4 separate regions of the Homo sapiens genome follow, and regions 1, 2 and 4 are each linked to region 3. Evidence: chromatin loops called from intact Hi-C (ENCODE). Cell type or tissue: A673. All regions are shown on one strand.

The links. Hi-C counts contacts between places; a loop is a spot of excess contacts. Peaks named below come from ENCODE experiments on the same cell type or tissue, not always from the same donor. Only the 100,000 strongest peaks of a DNase experiment are listed, where the experiment ranks them.
Region 1: it touches region 3 in a loop (2.3-fold over the local background); 2 of 110 quality-filtered maps call a loop at or near these places.
Region 2: it touches region 3 in a loop (3-fold over the local background); 2 of 110 quality-filtered maps call a loop at or near these places.
Region 4: it touches region 3 in a loop (2.7-fold over the local background); 2 of 110 quality-filtered maps call a loop at or near these places.

Annotation. Positions count from the first base shown.
Region 1 is chr19:51,470,181-51,475,180 of GRCh38, reverse strand. No RefSeq gene overlaps it. Among named protein-coding and RNA genes, the nearest start is that of CEACAM18, 5.9 kb to the left of the region's middle. In A673, a CTCF peak has its summit at 2,069 (motif pointing left); a DNase peak (open chromatin) is centred at 2,060; H3K27me3 peaks cover 2,664 bases.
Region 2 is chr19:51,659,242-51,664,241 of GRCh38, reverse strand. No RefSeq gene overlaps it. Among named protein-coding and RNA genes, the nearest start is that of SIGLEC14, 15 kb to the right of the region's middle. In A673, a CTCF peak has its summit at 3,039 (motif pointing right); a DNase peak (open chromatin) is centred at 3,071; H3K27me3 peaks cover 2,005 bases.
Region 3 is chr19:51,806,518-51,811,517 of GRCh38, reverse strand. All of the region lies in intron 1 of FPR3 (formyl peptide receptor 3), which reads right to left. It also overlaps a transcript of ZNF577 not described here. Among named protein-coding and RNA genes, the nearest start is that of FPR3, 14 kb to the right of the region's middle. In A673, CTCF peaks have their summits at 1,061 and 2,719; DNase peaks (open chromatin) are centred at 1,087, 2,727 and 4,197; H3K27ac peaks cover 385 bases.
Region 4 is chr19:51,606,042-51,611,041 of GRCh38, reverse strand. It overlaps SIGLEC5 (sialic acid binding Ig like lectin 5), which reads left to right. Exons shown (of 9, transcript NM_003830.4): 9 at 1-82. Among named protein-coding and RNA genes, the nearest start is that of LINC01530, 14 kb to the right of the region's middle. RefSeq lists an enhancer at 3,629-3,988. In A673, a CTCF peak has its summit at 2,930; a DNase peak (open chromatin) is centred at 2,901; H3K27me3 peaks cover 51 bases.

The DNA.
Region 1 (5,000 bases), 340 kb after region 3:
TATGACTAATGGTAGGGACTTTGGGTCACTGTTGTCAGCTCTATCTCTAGAGCAGCTGAAGCTAAGATCAGCCATGTGAACAGCCATCCATATCTACATGGCAAAGCCACAATAAAAACCCTGGGCATCAAGGCTTAGGTGAGTGTCCCTGGTTGGTGACACTCTATGCATGTTGTCACACGTCATGTAAGGAGGAATTACTGCTGTCTGTGATTGTACTGGGAGGGGACAACTGGAAACTACACATTTGGAATTCACTGGACCCTGCCCCATGCTCTTCTCCCCTTGGCTGACTTTAATCTGTATCCTTTTGCTGTAATGAGACATAACATGAGAATAAGAGCTTTCAGTGAGTTCTGTGAGTCCTACTTGTGAACTGTCGAAACTGAAGGTGATCAGGGGACCCCTGAGTGTGAAGCTGGAGTTAGAAGTGAGGATGGTCTTGTGCACTGCCCCCAAATTACTGAGGACTGCTGGGTCAAAGGCTGTACAGGCTGTTTGAGGAAAGACCATGGTTAAGAGGGGGGATTCCTGGTCACACTGTCTGGTTTGAACCTAATGCTGCCACTTACCTGCCACGTGATCTCAGTTAAGTTTCCTATCTCCGCTAAGCTTTGCTTTCTACACCTGTAAAATGGGGACATTACCTTAGAAAATTAACACAGAAACAGAAAACCAATGCCGCATGTTCTCACTTATAAGTGGCAGTTAAAAGAGGAGAACACTTGGACACATAGAGGGGAACATCAGACACTGGGGCCTCCTTGAGGGTGGACAGTAAGAGGAGGGAGAGGAGCAGAAAAAATAGCTATTGGGTACTAGGCATAGTACCTGGGTAATGAAATAATCTGTACAAAAAACTTCCATGACACAAGTTTACCTATATAACAAATCTGCACGTGTACCCCGAACCTAAAATAAAGGTTAAGAAATAAAAAATTTAAATAAATTTAAAAGAATCTTAGGGTCTACAACTACTATGTACCCACAAAAATTAAAAAGAAAAAGAAATTGTTTTTAATAGGGATGTAAAATGTTTCCTCTTCATAGGGCTGTTCAGAAAAAACTACAGAAGAAAGTGTAGAACGTAGAATCCTTCTTAGCTGGGTTCTCATGTCTGAGGTCCTTATTACTAAGGAAAAAGAGAGAGTGGATACTGAGAGGAGACCAGCAACCACAGCCACAGAGAGCGTCCGATCAGCTCCATTTGGCTGCACCAACATGAAGCATTCCTTTTAGACACAGCATTGTGCCATGTCCCTGAAGAAACATGTACCTCCCTCCATCTAGACTGTGCATGGTCAGTGATGCCTAGTCTGAACAATCAGGATGAAGATGGCAGAACTGGTTTCATTCAGAGCCCATGGCATGACCCTTACTGTCTCATGCAACGACACCCTCATGAGGACCCTGCTGTTAGGAGAGGAGTGCAGGTTTGGAGGGTGCCTTGAGCTTCAAAGACTCACTCTCATTCCCTTAAGCAGACCCCAGAGCTAGACCTGACCCATCCCATCCGGGATCCCCCATAACTTGGAGAATTTCTTCTGAAACCCTGTCTCTCCAGTCAGGAGTGGCAGCATCCACTGCTCACCTATGGACAGGAAGCAGCCTGGGGAGCAGACCCAAGAGGCCCCTCAGTCTATTTCTGGAGCCCAGCTTTGTACCTTTTTATTAAGAGAGCAGAACGTCATAGTCCCTCCCAGGGCAAAGTTCTGCCTGGCACAGCCAGAGCGAATGCTAATGAACAGCCACTCCTTCCTGTCTATCTATCTTGGAGATCACAAAAAATGTTAAGTTGGGATCTCTGAGGCGCTGTACATAAGGTGGGTTTCTCACAGCCCCCTACTCTGGTTTTTGCCACAAGAGGTAGCTGTTATAACTTAATGTTATTTGTAATGTTATTGTTATTGTTAATGTCATTCTTGTTATTTTCCATCTCACTCCCATCTTTGGAAGCTGACTGGAGGCTCCTGCCTCTCACCCTCTCTATCCACTTCTTACTCCTATCCACAGGAGGTTGTACAAAGATTAGGGTGGATGCATCGCACAACTCTATGGCTCCCCCTGGTGGTGAGATGCATTTGAGGTGATGGGTTTGCCCAGACACCGCCGCCTTCTGTGTACATCAAATCTCCATCTGTTCCTCTCCCAGCAAGACACTTCTGATTGGATTTAAGGATCAACTCGATAATTCAGGATGAGCTACACTGGTCAAAAGCCTCTATATTATATACATACAATGAAATACCTTAAAAAGAAGGAGATTCTGACACGTGTTGCAACTTAGATGAAGCTTGGAGACACTATGCCACATGAAATTAGCCAGTCACAAAAGTTACCAATACTGTATGATTCCACTTATAGGAGGTATCTAGAATAGGCAAATTCATAGACAGAAAGTAGAAAGTTGGCTGCCGTGGGCTGGGAGCAGGACGGAATAGGGAGTTATCTTTCAGTGGGTACAGAGTTTCAATTTGGCAAGATGAAGACATTTCTGGAGATCAATGGTTGATAATTGCATAAGAGTGTGAAAGTACTTAATGCCACTTACCTGTGCACTGAAAAATGATTAAAATGGTAATTTTTGTTATGTGTATTTTAAGACGGATTTTAAAAAGCACTAAAGATTTGATCAGCCTCCTCATCAAAGAAGAAAAACTCATGGCAAATAATCACATGAATGGAAACATTCCCAACGCCATTTGCTCTTATGAAATCGTGGATTAGAACTAGAATGAGGTGGCAGTACATACCTATTAGAATGGCTACAAAACCAAACCAAAAGAAAAATAAATTTTACACATTCCTGATAATACCAAATATTAATGAGAATGTAGAGCAACCAGAACTCACATGTTTTGCTGGTGGGGATATGAAGTGGCACTCACACTTTGGAGAACACTTTGACAATTTCTTTTTCTTTTTCTTTTTTTAGACAGAGTCTCACTGTGTCGCCCAGGCTGAAGTGCAGTGGCACGATCTCGGCTCACTGCAGCCTCCGTCTCCCAGTTTCAAGCGATTCACCTGCCTCAGTCTCCTGAGTAGCTGGGATAGCAGGCACCCACCACACCTAGCTAATTTTTGTATTTTTAGTAGAGATGGGGTCTCGCCATGTTGGCCAGGCTGGTCTTGAACTCCTGACCTCAAATGATCCACCCGCCTCAGCCTCCCAAAGTTCTGGGATTACAGGCGTGAGCCACCGCACCCAGCTGCGATTTCTTATAACTTACACATGTGACTAAGCACCCAACTCCTAGGTATTTATGCAAGAGAAAAAAAAACTAGTGTCCACACACAGAAATCTGCATGGGAATATTTGTACTAGCTTTATATTATATTCACCAAAACCTGGAAACATTCTGAGTATCTGTCAAACAGTGAATATATACAAAATGGGGGATCTGTGGAAAACAATGAAGTATGAGTCAGCAATTTAAAAACAAAAACAAATTATTCATATATATACCCAATCACATAGCTGAGTCTCAAATGCATTACACCGAGTGAATGAATCCAAGGAATCCAAGCCATATTCTTAACTTTAAAATAACTTACAACAAGGTATTATATTACTTATTAAAACCTCAATTATTTATATAGTAAGTGAAGATACAAATAGCTCTCCATGTTAATAAGGACAAATGAGCATTTATCTAGATAATACTGTAATAAATATTTTACTAATATATGGTGCCAAATAGTATTATGTCCTAGATTTCAAGAGTTCGTTGGATGCATACGATACAGAGTGAGATGGAAAATCACGTAGCTGAACCTAAAATTGCTTTTTATCCATTAAGTTTTTTATTTTGATTTTTATTTATTTATTTATTTTGAAACTTAAAGGTATTGGCCAGGACATTTAACTGTGTGACTGTCAGGAAGGTCACACCCGGGTATAGTCAGATATGTGTCATATGATTTAGCGAGGCAAATTTCCAAATCCTCAGATAAGAGAACAGCATGACCACATTGTCTGAGACTCTTCATAGACAAGAGGGAGGAAGAGGATTAGGAAACACCAGAAAAACTAAATTCCAACAAGACAATTATAAATGCATGTCAATGCCCAAACAAGCAACTCATGAAAGAAAAATAGAGACCGGACGCGGTGGCTCACACCTGTAGTCCTAGCACTTTGGGAGGACGAGGTGGGCGGATCACCTGAGGTCGGGAGTTCGAGACCAGCCTGACCAACATGGAGAAACCCTGTCTCTACTAAAAATACAAAATTAGCCAGGCATGGTGGCGCATGCTTGTAATCCCAGCTACTCAGGAGGCTGAGGCAGGAGAATTGCTTGAACCTGGGATGCAGAGGTTGTGGTGAGCCGAGATCGTGCCATTGCACTCCAGCCTGGGCAACAAGAGCAAAACTTCATCTCAAAAAAAAAAAAAAAAAAAAAAGTAAAGAAAAAAGAAAAGAAAAATACAAATAGCCATAAACATGAAAAATGGAACCTAAAATTTTAATTTTGTCTGTATACTCATGTTGTCTGAAAATATTATGTCTTATGAGCCTCATTTAACTGTGAGCAGCATATTTTTACATGAAAGGAAATGCTAATCTCTATGAAGAGGACCTCAAATAAATCACTTCTGTCCACACTACACAGAATGGCAACATCCATGGAAAAGAAGTTTCTTCTGCACTGCAGTCCATAGAATATGTGTCCTTCCTTTTGGTTTACAAGAAGATCCTGCATGGTTCTTATTCTGAAGATGTCATTCAAATTTTGTAAATCAGCATACCAGTTGTCAGGGAAAAAAATTCAGTACTCAAGTTTTTTTAAAATACCTAGTATTGGCCGGGCGTGGTGGCTCATGCCTGTGGTCCCAGCACTTTGGTAGGCCGAGGCAGGTGGATCATGAGGTCAGGAGTTCGAGACGAGCCTGACCAACATGGTGAAACCCCATTTCTACTTAAAAAAAAATACAAAAATTAGCTGGGTGTGGTGGCAGACACCTGTAATCCCAGCTACTCAGGAGCTACTCAGGAGGCT
Region 2 (5,000 bases), 150 kb after region 3:
TGTTAAATAATCATTGTGATAGTTGGGTGCCATTGTCTTGATCCTGACTTTGTTGGAATTGGTCTCTCATTTGCATTCACGTGTTATTTCATTCATGAAACAGATTGAAATCTATGAATTCACTCCTTTACCTCTAGTTGCAATCCAGTACTACATGGGTCTTTGTAGTTTTCTGCCTTCCCATATGTGTAAATCCCTTCTCTGAGAATGAGAAACTCGTTTCCCATTAATCATGATATATTTACTCATTTGTTCAGTCAGTCTCCTGAGTGTAACTAGTCCCTCATCTCAGCCACTGCTCCTCTCCAGCATGACTGGCTCCTCATCCTGCTTGGTCCCACTTCCCACTACTGGGGTGCCCTCTGGCAAAGGACTCCACTCACCCTGTTCAAGCTCTGACACCCATAAGGGGCCATCCCTGTGTGCAAACACATGTAAGTGCCCTCCCTCCGCAGGTTCTGACACTCCCCTCTGACATCCCTGGGTAGATACCCTCCTCAATCTGCTTGGAGCTCCCCATTCCAGATGACCTCTGCGCAGCTATCTGTCTTGCTCTGCCCCACCTGTTGGCTTCAGGGTTCTATTGATCAGAAAAGGAAAAGAAGTGGTGAGGAGGAAAAAGAAAGGAAGAGGTGAGGAAAGAAGAAGAGGAGGATGGAAATGATGAAAGAGGAGAAGAAGAAGGACAAGAAGAAGGAGGAGGAGGAGGAGAAAAGAAGAATGAGGCCGGGCGCGGTGGCTCATGCTTGCAATCCCAGCACTTTGGGAGTTCAAGGCAGGCGGATCACAAGGTCAGGAGTTCAAGACTAGCTTGGCCAACATGGTGAAACCCTGTCTCTACTAAAAATACAAAATTAGCTGGGCGTGGTGGCACATGCCTGTAATCCCAGCTACTTGGGAGGCTGAAGCAGGAGAATCGCTGAACCTGAGAGGCGGAGTTTGCAGTGAGCCAAGATCATGCTACTGCATTCCAGCTTGGGTGACAGAGTGAGACTCCATCTCAAAAAAAAAAGAAGAAGAATGAGGAGGAGGAGAAGAAGAGGAAGAAGAAGAACGAGCAGGAGGAGGAAGAGAAGAAGTAGTTTTGAATATATATATATATATTTGGATTATAGATATAGATGTATATAATTTTTTTTGAGATGATGTCTCACCATGTTGTCTAGGCTGGTCTCGAACTTCTGGCCTCAAGTGATCCGCCCACTTTGGCTCCCCAAAATGCTGGGATTACAGGCGTGAGCCACTATGCCCAGCCTCTGGGTATATTTTGAATGTAGAACTGAGAGGATTTCTGACTGGATGCAGGGTGTAAGAGAAGGAAGAGTGATAAAAAAGACTCCAAGATCCTTGGTCTGAGCAGCTGGAAAATGGAGTTAACATTTACTGAGATGAGGAAGAATGTAGGAGGAGCAGGCTTGGAGTGGGTGTCCAGAGTAAGGTTTGGACACGATGAATTTGAGACGCAGAGTACATATCCAAACAGGCAATTAAATGTATGGATCTAAAGCTGCAAACTGAAGACTAGAATGAAGATGTATATTTGGGACTTATCAATGTTTGATAGTATTTAAAACCTTTGGACTGGATGAGATTGCTTTGGGAATGAGTGAAGATGCCAAAGAGTAGTGATCGTAGGACTACGTCCTGGGGTGGCGGGCAACATAATGTTTTACATAGAAGCATTTAACTGCTTTTGGCTTTGTAGATTAGGTAGACAGGTAGGTAAATATAATATATATATAAATCTAAGATTAAATATAATATATGTAAATCTAAGATTATAAATATGTAATTTTAGATTAAGCAAATAATCTTATATAAGGGAATTTTGGGGGAAAAGTTACTATATTTTATGACATGCCCTTTCGACATCTAACAAAATGATATCATAGTCTCTTTTAATCTATACACAATTTATTTTAATAGATTTTCTAATATCCAATCATCTCATTATTCTTAGGTAATATCCATTTTAACATGGCTTATTTATTTGTTTGTTTATTTATTTTTAAAGAGATATGAGTTTTTGTGTGTGTGTGCGTTTTAGCCTCCAAGACCTCAGAAAGACATGTGGTCTCGCTGTGTCACCCAGGCTGGAGTGCAGTGGCCCCAGCATAGCTCACTGCAGCCTTGAACTCCTGGGCTCAAGCAATCCTCTGACCTTAGCCTTCCGAGTAGCTGGGACTGTAGGCTGTGCCTCCACATTCAGCTGGTATTTTAAAAAAAATTACTGGAGGTTTTTATCGCTAAATTCCAAATATTTGGAATTTCCATGTCAATATTCATAGGGAGATTTGTCTATATACTTTTCCTTTTCTGTATTACCTTGTTAGGTTTTCATGTTATGTGATGCTCGCTCTGTACAAACAATTGTGAAGCTCTTTATTTTTCTCTTTCGTTTACATTATATCAGAATTGTCTGTTGATAGCTTGAAATAATTTAATATGATCCTGTCTGTGTATATTAAAATTGTCAATTGATTTAATACGTCTCTCCTTGAGAATATTTTTTTGTAATTTACATGTTCCTGAAAAATCATCAATTTATCCCGAGTTTTCTAGTTATTAGCAAGAAGTTAAATGAAGAATTCTCCTGATAATCTGACTCCTTCGGAGAACCTTCCCTTTCATTACTTCATTCTTTGATTCTTTCCCTTTCATCCTGTGCGATTTTCCTGAACTTGGACTCTGAACCACTGGCTTTTGTTTTCTGTGTGCCAAGTATTATATTTCACGCCTCTAATTCAATTTTATTTTTTCATCGTCATCATCTCCTTAATTATTTCTGCTAGATTTTCTCATTTTATTTTTATTCTGTTCTCTTACCATTGCTTATTATAATTTTACCAGAAAATTTAATTTCCTTATTAGCAGCAAGCTGCTAATCTACCATCTCTTTTGTTTCATACTATTAATTAAAATAATTTTTCAATTATTTTTATGCTATATTGTTTTTCTACTTTATTACTTGTTATTAAACTGTGTTGGCAGAGGGAGCTGGAGCATCTCAACTGGAGCTCTCCATCTCTCCGCAAGTTTCCTCTGAACAAGTGGACCTTGTCCAGCAGGGGGCACAATTGGACGTGGATTGGCTCCCGGACTCTGCTTGAGAGGGATCCACCGTGAGAAATGAAGTTAGAGAGTAAACCCTTGGCTAGAGGAATTGTTTTTTTCTTGAGAGGGGTGGGGGGGCGGGGGGGGTCTCACTATATTGTCAAGGCTGGTCTCGAACTCCTAGGCTCAAGCGATCCTGCTGCCTCAGCCTCCCAAAGCGCTGGGATTACAGGCTTGAGCCACTGCACCCAGCCTGGCTAGAGGAATATATACATATACATATACATATACATATACATATACATATACATATACATATACATATACATATACATATACACACACACACACACACACACACACACACACACACACACACACATATATATATTGAGACAGGGTCTCGCTCTGTGGCCCAGACTGGAGTGCAGTGGCGCGATCTCGGCTCACTGCAACCTCTGCCTCCCAGGTTCAAGCAATTTCAGCTAGACGAATTTTTATTTAATGGCTCAGTGCATCTGTTTTCCCAGGAATTACACAGTCGAGTCCCTACAAGAGAAAAGCAGGTATAGAAAATAAGTAGGACTGGGGTAAGATAAATAATGGGAGTGGGACATGGTGGCTTCTACCTGTAATCCCAGGGCTTTGGGAGACCGAGGCGGGAGGATCACTTGAGCCCAGGAGTTTGAGACCTGCCTGGGCAATACAGTGAGACCCCACTTCTACAAAAAATAAAAAAATTAGCCAGGCATGGTGGCACACACCAGTGGTCCCAACTACTCAAGAGGCTGAGGCGGACGGATCACTTGAGCCCAGGAGTTGGAGACTATAGTGAGCTATGATCGTGCCACCACACTCCAGCCTGGGAGACAAGAGCAAGACCTTGTCTCAAATGACAACAACAACAACAAAAAGATAAACAATGGGGCAAGATATTGACAAAGCTTTGTCAGTCTACTTGTTTTGGCCTCAGCTCAGGGGAGACCATAGCCCTTGGTGGGGAATGCAGCATAGTAAAGAGGGGCAGCTCCTGCTTCCCTGGGCTAATTGCTGTTACGTGGGCATGCAAGATAGTCAGTTATTTCAAGAGAAGTTAGGCATTCAGATTACTGGGAGAGAGCTCCAAATTTTAAACTGTGATCCATGAATTAAAAATATTTTTTAAATGGCTGGGCGCTGTGGTGGCTCACACCTGTAATTCCAGCTCTTTGGGAGGCTAAGGCAGGAAGATCGCTTGAGTCCAGGAGTTAGCTGCAATGAGCTGTGCTCGTGCCACTGCACTACAGCCTGGGCAACAGAGCGAGACTGTTTCTTAAAATAAAAAAATTAAAACACTATGTATACATTGAATACAACTATGAACTAGAATTTTATTGGTGAATGGTACTGAAGTTACTGTATTTATGTGGCATGGACTTCCAGTTATACTGAATAGTGAAAATTGAACACTTTTTCCCTAAGATCAAGAAAAACAAGGATATCTGTTATTACCACTTTATGCAACATTGTAATAAAACTACTAGCGGGTTCAATGAAGCAGGAAGAATAAGAGGCACAGTGATTGGGAAGGAAGAAGCAAAATATAATTGTTTTCAATGACAAGATAACGTACATAGAAAATCCAAAATATCCTCTAATTGGATATAACTATGAGAATTTAGCGGAGCAGCTGCATCCAAAGTCAACATACAGAAATCACTTCTATATCTCTGGTAGCAACTATCAGAAAATTAAACTTAAGATACAGTATCTTTTAAAATAGCACCTCAAATCACAGTATTCTTAAAAGTGAAACTAACAAAATGGTTCCAAGACCACTACACTGAAAGCTGGAGCACATTGTTGAGAGGAATTAACATCCTGAATAATGGCAAGCTACACCATGCTGATGAGTTAGAACATTTGATAATTTTTTTTAATTTTTATTTAATTTTTTATTTTTTGAG
Region 3 (5,000 bases):
CGCAAATGGGGACCCTGGGATGAGTCAGCTGGCAGCGCACATGAGGTCAGCGCCTAAAGAGGTACTGGGATCAGTTCCTTAAAGAAGTACTGGGAATGGGAAGTTTTCTGAATCACGGTAACATGGGGCAGAATTCGTCTACTGAAAAAAATAATTATGTGCAGTTGCTTAGAGTTCTGTTGAAACAAACTGGTGCTCAGGTTAGTTCTCAGACATTAACTTAGCTGCTGCAGGAGGTTATTACACATAACCCATGGTTTCCACAGGCAGCACCCTTGATGTGGAAAATTGGGACAGAGCAGAAGGATTAAAATGGGCTCATCAAAAAGGTCTTAAAATTGATCCTTCTGTTTTCTCCACTTGGAGTTTAGTTCATACTGTACTTCTGCCATTATCTCCTTATTATTCTGTGGGACAACAGGCTGAATCTAAAAATCTGAAAGAATCTGTTGTCCCACTCACAGCTCCAGATGAAAATAAAAAACAGGAGAGGGAGGATAAAAATTGGCCTATACAGCCTCCTCCAGTTGCAGAAACATCTGTATTGCCTCCTTTGGTAGCAGAACTAGAGACCCCAATACAAAGAATTTTATGCTCTGCTGCCATAGCTGGAGAGCCCCTAGGACCTTGCACTTTTCCTATTTCCATAAGGCCTGATCCCAACAATCCACAGCAGGTTATTCATGAACACACCCCACTAGAGTAAGTTGTTGAAGGAATTAAAAGCGAGAGTGGTAAATAATGGCATACAGAGCCGGTTGACCTTAGGATTGCTAGAATCTGTGTTTGGTGCTATGCGTTTTTTACCCTTTGATGTGAGACACTTGATGCGAACTTGCTTGTCCACTAGTGCATATCTGACATGGAATTTAAATTGGCAAGAAATGTGTGCAGACCAGGCTAAACAGAACCATGTTGCTGGACACGGAGACATTACAGAGGATATGCTATTAGGTAATGGCCCTTATTCAGACCTGGAAAGTCAAATGGCACTCCCAGACGCTGCTTATCAGCAGTGTGCACAGGCTGTTAAATGCACCTGGGCCGCAATTCCTGAAGAGGGAGTCCCAGTACAATCCTTTTTACATATGCAAGGGTCACAGGAACCCTATGTGCAATTTCTTACAAGATCACAAGAGGCAGTGAAGCGTCAGATTCCTCATACCACGGCTGCAGAAATGCTAACCTTAACTCTAGCTTTTGAGGATGCAAACGCGGATTGTAAACATGCACTGGCACTGGTGAGGTGTATAAAAAACTTGGGAAGTTTTCTCAGAGCTTGTCAAGATGTAGGAACTGAGCTTCATCACTTTGCAATATTAGCGCAAGCAGTGGCTAATTTAGCAGTTGACAAATCTAAAAGGAGCCAAGGGTCAAACCCTAAAGTGGGAAAATGTTATAATTGTGAAAAACCTGGACATTTTAAAAAGGAATGCCGCCAGATCTCAGTACAGAAAGGACCTTACAATGCAGTGCCCCACCCAGTGGAAAAAATGCCAGGACTTTGTCCTTGCGTAACAGAGGAAATAACTGGGCTAATCAGTGCCGCTCAAAATTTCATCAGAATGGCACCCCCCTGCTGGGAAATGAGATGGGGGCCTGGACCCAGGCCCCACAAACAATGAGGGCATTCCCAGTCCAGACCTCAACCCCGTTCCAGGCATGGGTTCCCAGAGGCACATTGATTCCCTCACCCCAGGAACACAAGGAGTGCAGGATTAGATCTCCCAGTCAAAGAATGGGTAATGTTAGTTGGGGCAGACAAACCCATCAAAGTTCCCACTGATATTTGGGGACCTTTATCAGCAGGATATGTGAAACTAATTTTAGGCAAAATCTGCCTTAACTTACAGGGCATTACTGTAGTCCCAGAAGTTGTTGACTCTGATTATGAAGGAGAAATTCAAGTAGTTTTAATGTCACAAGATCTTTGGGTTTTGAGCTGGGACAATATACTGCTCAATTATTGCTTATTCCCTGCAAATCACACCCTTCTCCATGAAAGGAGAAATGAGAAAATAAAGAGGTTGGGAGCACAACTACATGAGAAATCTATCTATCCCAACCCATAGCCTCTAATAGACCTACCTGTGTAGTACACATTAAAGGAAAGAAATTTTATGGGCTTATGGATACGGGAGCTGATGTGTCAGTCATATCTAAAGACAGTTGGCCCCCATCCTGGCCCTTGCAATTAACTTCTACATCCCTAGTGGGAGTAGGAACAGCTCAAAGTGTTCAACAGAGCACTGAGATTTTACCTTGTCTTGGTCCAGATGGACAGTCATGTACTTTTCAGTCTTATGTTGAAAATATAGCTATCAATTTATGGGGTTGAGACTTACTTATAACATGGAATATGAGACTTACAAATGAAAACTTTGATAACCCAGGATTTAAAATGTTGAAGAACATGAGATATCAGAGGGGAAAATGTTTAGGAAAATTTCTTCAAGGAAATCCTAACCCAATATCAGTAACTGGAAAAACAGATAGAAAAGGGCTAGGACGTCAGGATTTCTGACGAGGGTCATTGATATTTCTCCTCTGCCCACTGCCTCACTATTAGAATGGCTCAGTGACAAACCCGTGTGGGTGGATCAATGGCCCCTATCTCAGGAGAACCTGATGCAACTTCAGCAGCTAGTAAAAGAACAATGGGATGCCGGACACATAAGCTTGGAATTCTCCAGTGTTTGTTTTTCCAAAAAAGTCCGGAAGATGGCGACTACTACATGATTTAAGAGCTATTCATGTACACATAAAACTGATGGGTGCCTTACAAAAACTTTCACCATCTCCAGCGGCTATTCCAAGAGACTGGCCTCTTGTAGTAATAGATCTTAAGGATTGTTTCTTTACTACACCCTTACACGAGAAGGATAAGCCTTGATTTGCATTCTCTGTGCCTTCTATTAATCAAAGAGAACCTGTTTCTCATTATCAATGGAGAGTTTTACCCCAAGGCATGCTTAACAGTCTTACGCTATGTCAGCATTTTGTAGGACAGGCATTAAAGAAGCCTCGGAATATGTTTCCTACTGCTTACATCATTCATTATATGGATGATATTCTTTTGGCTGCTCCTACAGATCAAAACCTACATCAGTTATTCAGAGAAACAAAGCAGGCTTTGACTAAATGGAATCTCAAAATAGCTCTAGAAAAGGTACAAACAACTTCCCCATACCAATACTTAGGAACTATTGTTACAGAGAGAAGTGTATGGACTCAGAAAGTAGTTCTCCATAAAGACAGGTTATAGACTTTAAATGATTTTCAGCAGTTATTAGGAGATATTAATTGGCCATGACCGATGTTAGGTATTGCTACCTATCAACTTACACATATTTACCAAACCCTGCACGGAGATTCTTTAAATTCCCTGCAGCAACTAACTAAAGAGGCAGAAGCCAAATTACAGCTTGTAGAGCAAATGTTACAGCAGAGACATGCCTCATGGCTACAACCACAAAAACCTTTGCTTTTGTTTATTCTTCCTACCCCCTACTCTCCAACAGGACTTTTGGGCCAGTTTATAGACTAGTCTGTAACAGTAATAGAATGGTTCTTTCTATCTAATCAAACAGTCAAAACCTTGCAAGTTTATCTTTCTTTAATTACACAAATTGTGACTATGGGCAGGCATAGGTCACAAATGCTTACAGGATATGATCCTGACAAAATTATTGTTCCTTTAGACTCTCAGCAACAAGCTGCAGCTTGGGAAATGTCGACTGCCTGGCAAACTGCTTTCGCAGACTTCATGGGCGTGATAGATAACCACTACTCTCAGACAAAATTTTACAGTTTTATAAAATCCATTCTTTCATTCTTCCTGTGATTACTCATCACAAACCTATTCCAGGTGGACAGACTTATTTTACTGATGGCTCTTCCAAAGGTCATGCTGCCATCTATGGACTAAAACATACTCAAACAATAAGGATCTCTGGGGTTTCAGGTCAATGCTCAGAGCTAGTTGCAGTCAGCTGTGAGGTTTTACAGCTCACAGCTTCAGATCCTATCAACTGCAGGGACCCGAAGGCCCATGGGACGTGACCAACTCAGCATTCCACTGGAGGCTATATGATCAAACAGCAAACTGTTTATCATGAATGCAGGATGTGGCAAACTCACACTGCGCTGCCACCAAAAGGTTTGTGGAGGGCCTCACTCCCTGGCTCCTTGAAGTTATCTATTGAGAGTTATCTATTGAGAAATCTAGCGCCTACTGTTTTAAGAATGCAGTCTTGCAAGCCTGCTGTGAATCAGGCTGCTAGCCAGCAACCACCCCCCCCACTTCCTGCTATCTCTTTTGCCTGATAAATACGGAGGGCTGTGTAAAGCTCAGGGCCATTGTCCACTAGAGGCAAGCTGCCCCCTGACCGCTTCTTCCAAATATACTCTTTTATCTCTTGTCTTTTATTCCCACGCTCGTCCCCTTTGTTCAGTCCATCAGGGATCGTGGCAGGCTACAATCAACATTGTCAACCATAAAGACAGGTTACAGACTTTAAATGATTTTCAGCAATTATTAGGAGATATTAATTGGCTACGCCCGATGTTAGGTATTGCTACCTATCAACTTACACATCTTTACCAAACCCTGCAAGGAGATTCTTCTTGTTCAGCTTATGTTGTAAATTTAGCCATTCGCATAGAAACTGCTACAGTTAAAAGTACGCTAGACCCAGAACTGCTTAATTTGTTTCACTTATTCTCATATGCTGCATGGTACATGCCAAACAGGTGAGACAGCTGGTCATGTACAGCGACATTGTCTGTCATCATTTGCTCATATGGGAATACCTAAACAATTAAAAATTGACAATGGACCTGCTTATACTAGTCATGCTTTTCAAAATTTCCTACAGCTTTGGGCTATAACCCATAAAACAGGAATTCCTTATAATCCTAGAGGACAAGGCATTATAGAATGGGCACATCAAACATTACAACGAATGTTGAAAAGACAAAAAGGGGGTATAGGAGGCCAA
Region 4 (5,000 bases), 200 kb after region 3:
TGACTACTGTTTTGGTTATGACAGGTTAGATAATTTTGATCAAGCCTTGTGTTGAAAATAATAAAATCTTTTGGGGAAAAAATGAGTAGAAAAAGAATCCTTCCCTTAAATAGTATAGAATGCCTGAAAAGAAAATGGAAACTTAGGCCAAAATTCTGGGGAAAGGCTGAACCCAGAGAAGTAAGCAGAATCACTAAGCCAAAATTCCCAGGGGCATTTGCTCATATTGAAAAAGGAAGCTTTGGTTCTTTGGTCTTGCATGTGGCTCTGGAAATGAAGGTTAAGTCTGTGGCCCAGCGAAAGGTTGCAAATGTCAAAAGAGACCATCCCTACATTGGGTTTGTGTCAAGGTAAGGCTGAATCAAAACTGAAGACAAGGAAAAAAATCTGAACAGCTACCAGAGAAAAAGGATCACCTTCAAAAGAAAAGTCATTTAATTGACAACTGAATTATCAGTAGCAACCTGGAGAGTAGAAGAAGGCAAATACTATTTCTAACATCAATTTGCAATCTATACTCAGTAAAGTCAACTCAAAAATGAGAAAGCAATAATGATCTTTCAGAGCAAGTAAATGGGGGAGCTTTAATAAAAACAAAAGATAGTTTAGAATTCCTGACAATCACAATAGTTAAGTACCAAGGTAAGTGTATTTTACATGTCCCAATATCCATATATTATCCAGGAGGAGAGAGAGGTTTTCATTTACTAAAGACTTTGATAGGTTAATAAGGCATGCTGTAAATTTTTCTCATGACGGCTAAAAGAACAGAATCATAATATATAACTTTCAACCTAGTGATCACTAAAGGTATACTATTAAAAACTTAGTAAACCAGCCAGGCGCAGTGGCTCACACCTGTAATCCTAGCACTTCGAGAGGCCGAGGGGTGGAGAATCACTTGAGCCCAGGAGTTCAAGAATAGCCTAGGCAACATGGCAAAACACACCTCTACAAAAAAGTACAAAAAATTTAGCCAGGCATGGTAGCATATGCCTGTAGTCCCAGCTACTTGGGAGGCCGAGACAGGAGGATCACCTGAGCCCGGAAGGTGGAGACTGCAGTAAGCCGAGTGATAGAGTGAGACCTTGTCTCAAAAAACAAACAAAAAGCCAAACAACAACAAAATTACTTAGTAAACAAAACAAACAAACAAAACGGAGAAATAAAGTAATGTAGAATTGGTGACACATACAGAAAACAAAATATAACATGGGATATTTATGTTAAATATAATTGGATAAATGCTTCAGTTTAAAACAGAGTCCACTTGGATGGATTCCAAGTATATGATCTTTACAACATATACACGTAAAGTACAAGGATAGAGAAGGCCAAAAGTGAAAGTATATTATGCCGACATTAATAAAAGGAAAGCTAGTGCAGTCCTATTTGGCCATACAAAATACACATTACCACATTGTTCCATTTGTGTGAATGTTTAAAGCAATTATTCTTGCTTAAAAATATATACACAGGTATTATGCTTATGGGCAAAGGCAGGGAAAAGGATAATCCCAAATATCAGCAAGGTGGTACTCATAAGAAGGTCAGGGAGGGTGGGAAACAAAGAGGGGTTCTAAGATTCCTGGGGTGCCCGCATGTTCTATTTCTCAGCATAACAGATGATCACACAATGTGAATGGTAAGTATATTTCTGATAACACAAACATGGAAAAATATTGCAAGCTAGGAAATGTCTGATCTTCTGATAGTCATCTTTTCTTAAATTTTTTGAAGAAAAAATAATTTTCTTTAAGGAGATTATGACAAAAAGTTAATAAAAACTCATCCTTCTTACCAAAAATCTTGATAGATTTGACAACATCACAGTGGAAAATATCACCAGGCTCAGTGGCTCATGCCTGTAATCCCAGCACTTTGGGAGAGTGAGGCAGGAGGATCACTTGAGCCCAGGTGTTTGGAACGAGTCTGGCAATGTAGTGAGACCCTGTCTCTACAAAAAGAAAAAAAAGTTAGTGGGCATGGAAGCACACACCTGTGGTCCTAGCTACTTGGAAGGCTGAGATGGGATGATCGCTTGAGCCCAGGAGTTCAAGAAGAGCCTGGGCAACATAGTAAGAACCCATCTCTACAAAAAATAAACAAAAATGAGTTGGGCATGGTGGCAGGTGCCTGTGGTCCCAGCTACTCAGGAGGCTGAGATGGGAGGATCACTTGTGCCCTGGAGGTTGAGACTGCAGTGAGCTGAGATCATGACACTGCAGTCCAGCATGGGTGACAGAGTGAGACTTTGTCTCAAAAAAAAAAAAAAAGAAAAAAAATATACACACACACACACACACACACACACACACATATATATATGCACCAATAATGTGAGACCCCATGAAATCGCGTATACATCCAGTCTCTGTTTCCCACTCTGTCAAATGAGAATTATTAACCAAACCTCTCTTAGGTTGGTTATGAAGATTAAATGAGGCATATATAGAAAAGCACAGCCCTGAGTCTGGAACTTGGGGAGCTTCAGTGAATGTCCATCTCTTTCCTAAACCCTTATCCGAGAGGAGATCCAGGCACGGACTTGCTACTTAAAGCGTGGTCCAAGAGCCAGCAACATCAGCATAATCTGGAACTTCAGAAAAATACCTTGTTCTTCCCTGTCCCTTAGCCAGGCCGGTACTACAATTCAAAAGAATGATCCTTAGCTCAACAAGAGGAGTGAGAGGAAAAGCACAGCGATAAGTCTCTTTCCCTGGCCTCTCCTTCCCAAAAGGGACCCAGCCTTTTCGAAGCCTCTCTGACTTAGGTGCCCCGCTGGCCTACAGCTCAGAACCGTGTGCTTGTAAATTCGTGTCCATGGCAGAGTTGGGAGTTTCCTGAACTCAGAGCACAGTTGTGGTGCAGAACCATGGACAGCGCCAACCCTGGGCTAGTTGTTCCCCAAATCGGGCATGGCGGGTGGAGCGCCCCCTGGGAGCAGAACTCTGTCCTGTCTCAAATGCAGAGGTAAGAAGGTTGGAAAGCAGAGTTGGTTACATTCTGTGCTGCAGGACAGAGGTGCTGGTCAGAGGACATTCAAACTCCTCCTCAGTCTTCTTCTGAAGTCCCCCTCATTTTAGGGAAGAGAAGACTTAACTTCAGAGAGATGGTGCATTTCTCACAGGCCACTGGGATCCTTGCCTCTCTGGGCTGACTCTGCCCTCACTCCTTCCAGGAAACCTTCTATGTGGTAGGCTCCATCTCTTCCTCCCTTCCTTTTCCAGTGAGTTGATAATTTGCTCTTGCTTTGAATCCCTTATTTGTCCTGTCATGGTGTTCTGAAAAACAGAACATGATATGTGATCCTTTTCCATACCTGACTCTGTGCCAAATCCTGAATCAGCTCAAATGAAGGAATGAAGGATCTATTAGAAGGCTGGTTGTGAAGTTATATTTGGAGCTGAGGGGTCACAGAAATAAATTCTAAGTTTTCCTTCATTCTACATGAATAGTAAGTGTTTAGACTAGGAAAAGGATCCTGGGGCCTCAGTGGACCACAGGATGGAGAGAGTTGTCATGAAGGGCAGAACAGGCAAGGCAATGTCAGGGTAAAATGGATGTGCGTTAAGGAGGGAGAGATCTGATAAATACTGTGAAGATGGGAGGCCCATAGGGCTGGAGGAACTGTCAAGAAGTCAAAACTCACACTGAAGGTGTGAGTGAAGGGCTTATCAGAAACCTGAGAATAAGCGAGGAGACATACAAAAATTCAGTGACTTTCTGAACTCAAATTGACACCAGAAAAACCACAAACATCACAGTCGAGTGTGAAGCTGGAGCCAGGGCCTCAGTTCTGAGTCACCGTCTCTGACCATGAAGGGCCCCCCTTGCAGGTGAGTTTCAGTTCCACCTTCTCGTGACTTCTTGTGTGATGGGTGGAGGGGCAGAAGATTCAGTTTCAGGGCTCCTACACTCTTCTGCTCTGAGAGAGATCTCCGAGTTCCAAGTGAACAGAGAAGAGGTGGGGCATGCCCCATTCATTTTCTGAGGAGAGGTAGGAATGGATGCCTGGAGGAGGCAACATCTGAGTGAGGAATGAGATGGCAGGGGGCACTGAACAGGTTATCAGTAGGCCTGGGGTAAAAGGAGGTCAGCTTTCACTTCCCTGGTAGTTGTTTGAGGGAAGAGGACTCCTAACAGAGAGAGGAACTTGGAGCAGCTCAATCCAGGAAAAGTCTCTAGCTGTGCTCTTTCTGTAGCTGCCTTGATCTCCAGGTAGAAGAGACTCATCAGGCGATGTCAGGAGTCCCAGACTCACCCCCCTCCAAACCCAAGATGCTGCTGTTGCCCCTGCTGTGCAGGTGCAGGGACAAGAGGATTGCAGGAAATGTGACTTCACAGAAGGTCCTTCGTCATCATTTTGGGGTACAGCTTGGAGAAATATGCAGGATAGAAGCTGCAGGTCTGAGATTTGAAGATGTGGTACAGGACAAACTGCCTCTGTATTCTCATGCTTTGATCTCTCATCTTGAAATTTTTGTGTTTACTCTAGAAGAGCCTATGTCTTTTGGTTTGTGGAAGAGGTCAACATTTCCATTTCCATGATCCTCCTATTTCCACAAATAGACCAGGTCAAAAGCTGCAGAAGAGACACCAAGAACCGTAGGCTGATTCCACCTCCTTGGGGACCTTCACTGAGCAACAGAGATGCCAAGAAGGAGGGGAGCATGACATTTTTCCCTCATGAGGAGAAGACTTTTAGTGAGATATTGTCACAAATAGAAAACATAACCTCTAAATGTGAAAGGTAGAGTACTACTCTACTTACAGAGAGCTTAGGTGTTCCCGTGTCCCATATCTGAGCACCTCTCATCCTTGAGGGCCAGTTGCGAGTTTGGAGGCCTCAGAGAAGGTAGATTTGCCATTGCCTTCTTCTTTCACATTTTAGACTCTGTTATGTTTGGTACTGGAGGATCCAGGTGAGGATGGCCCCCTTCCAGAACCAATAGCCACGAACTGGATCTGGGTCCATCTGGGGATCCTGGAGTGAGAAA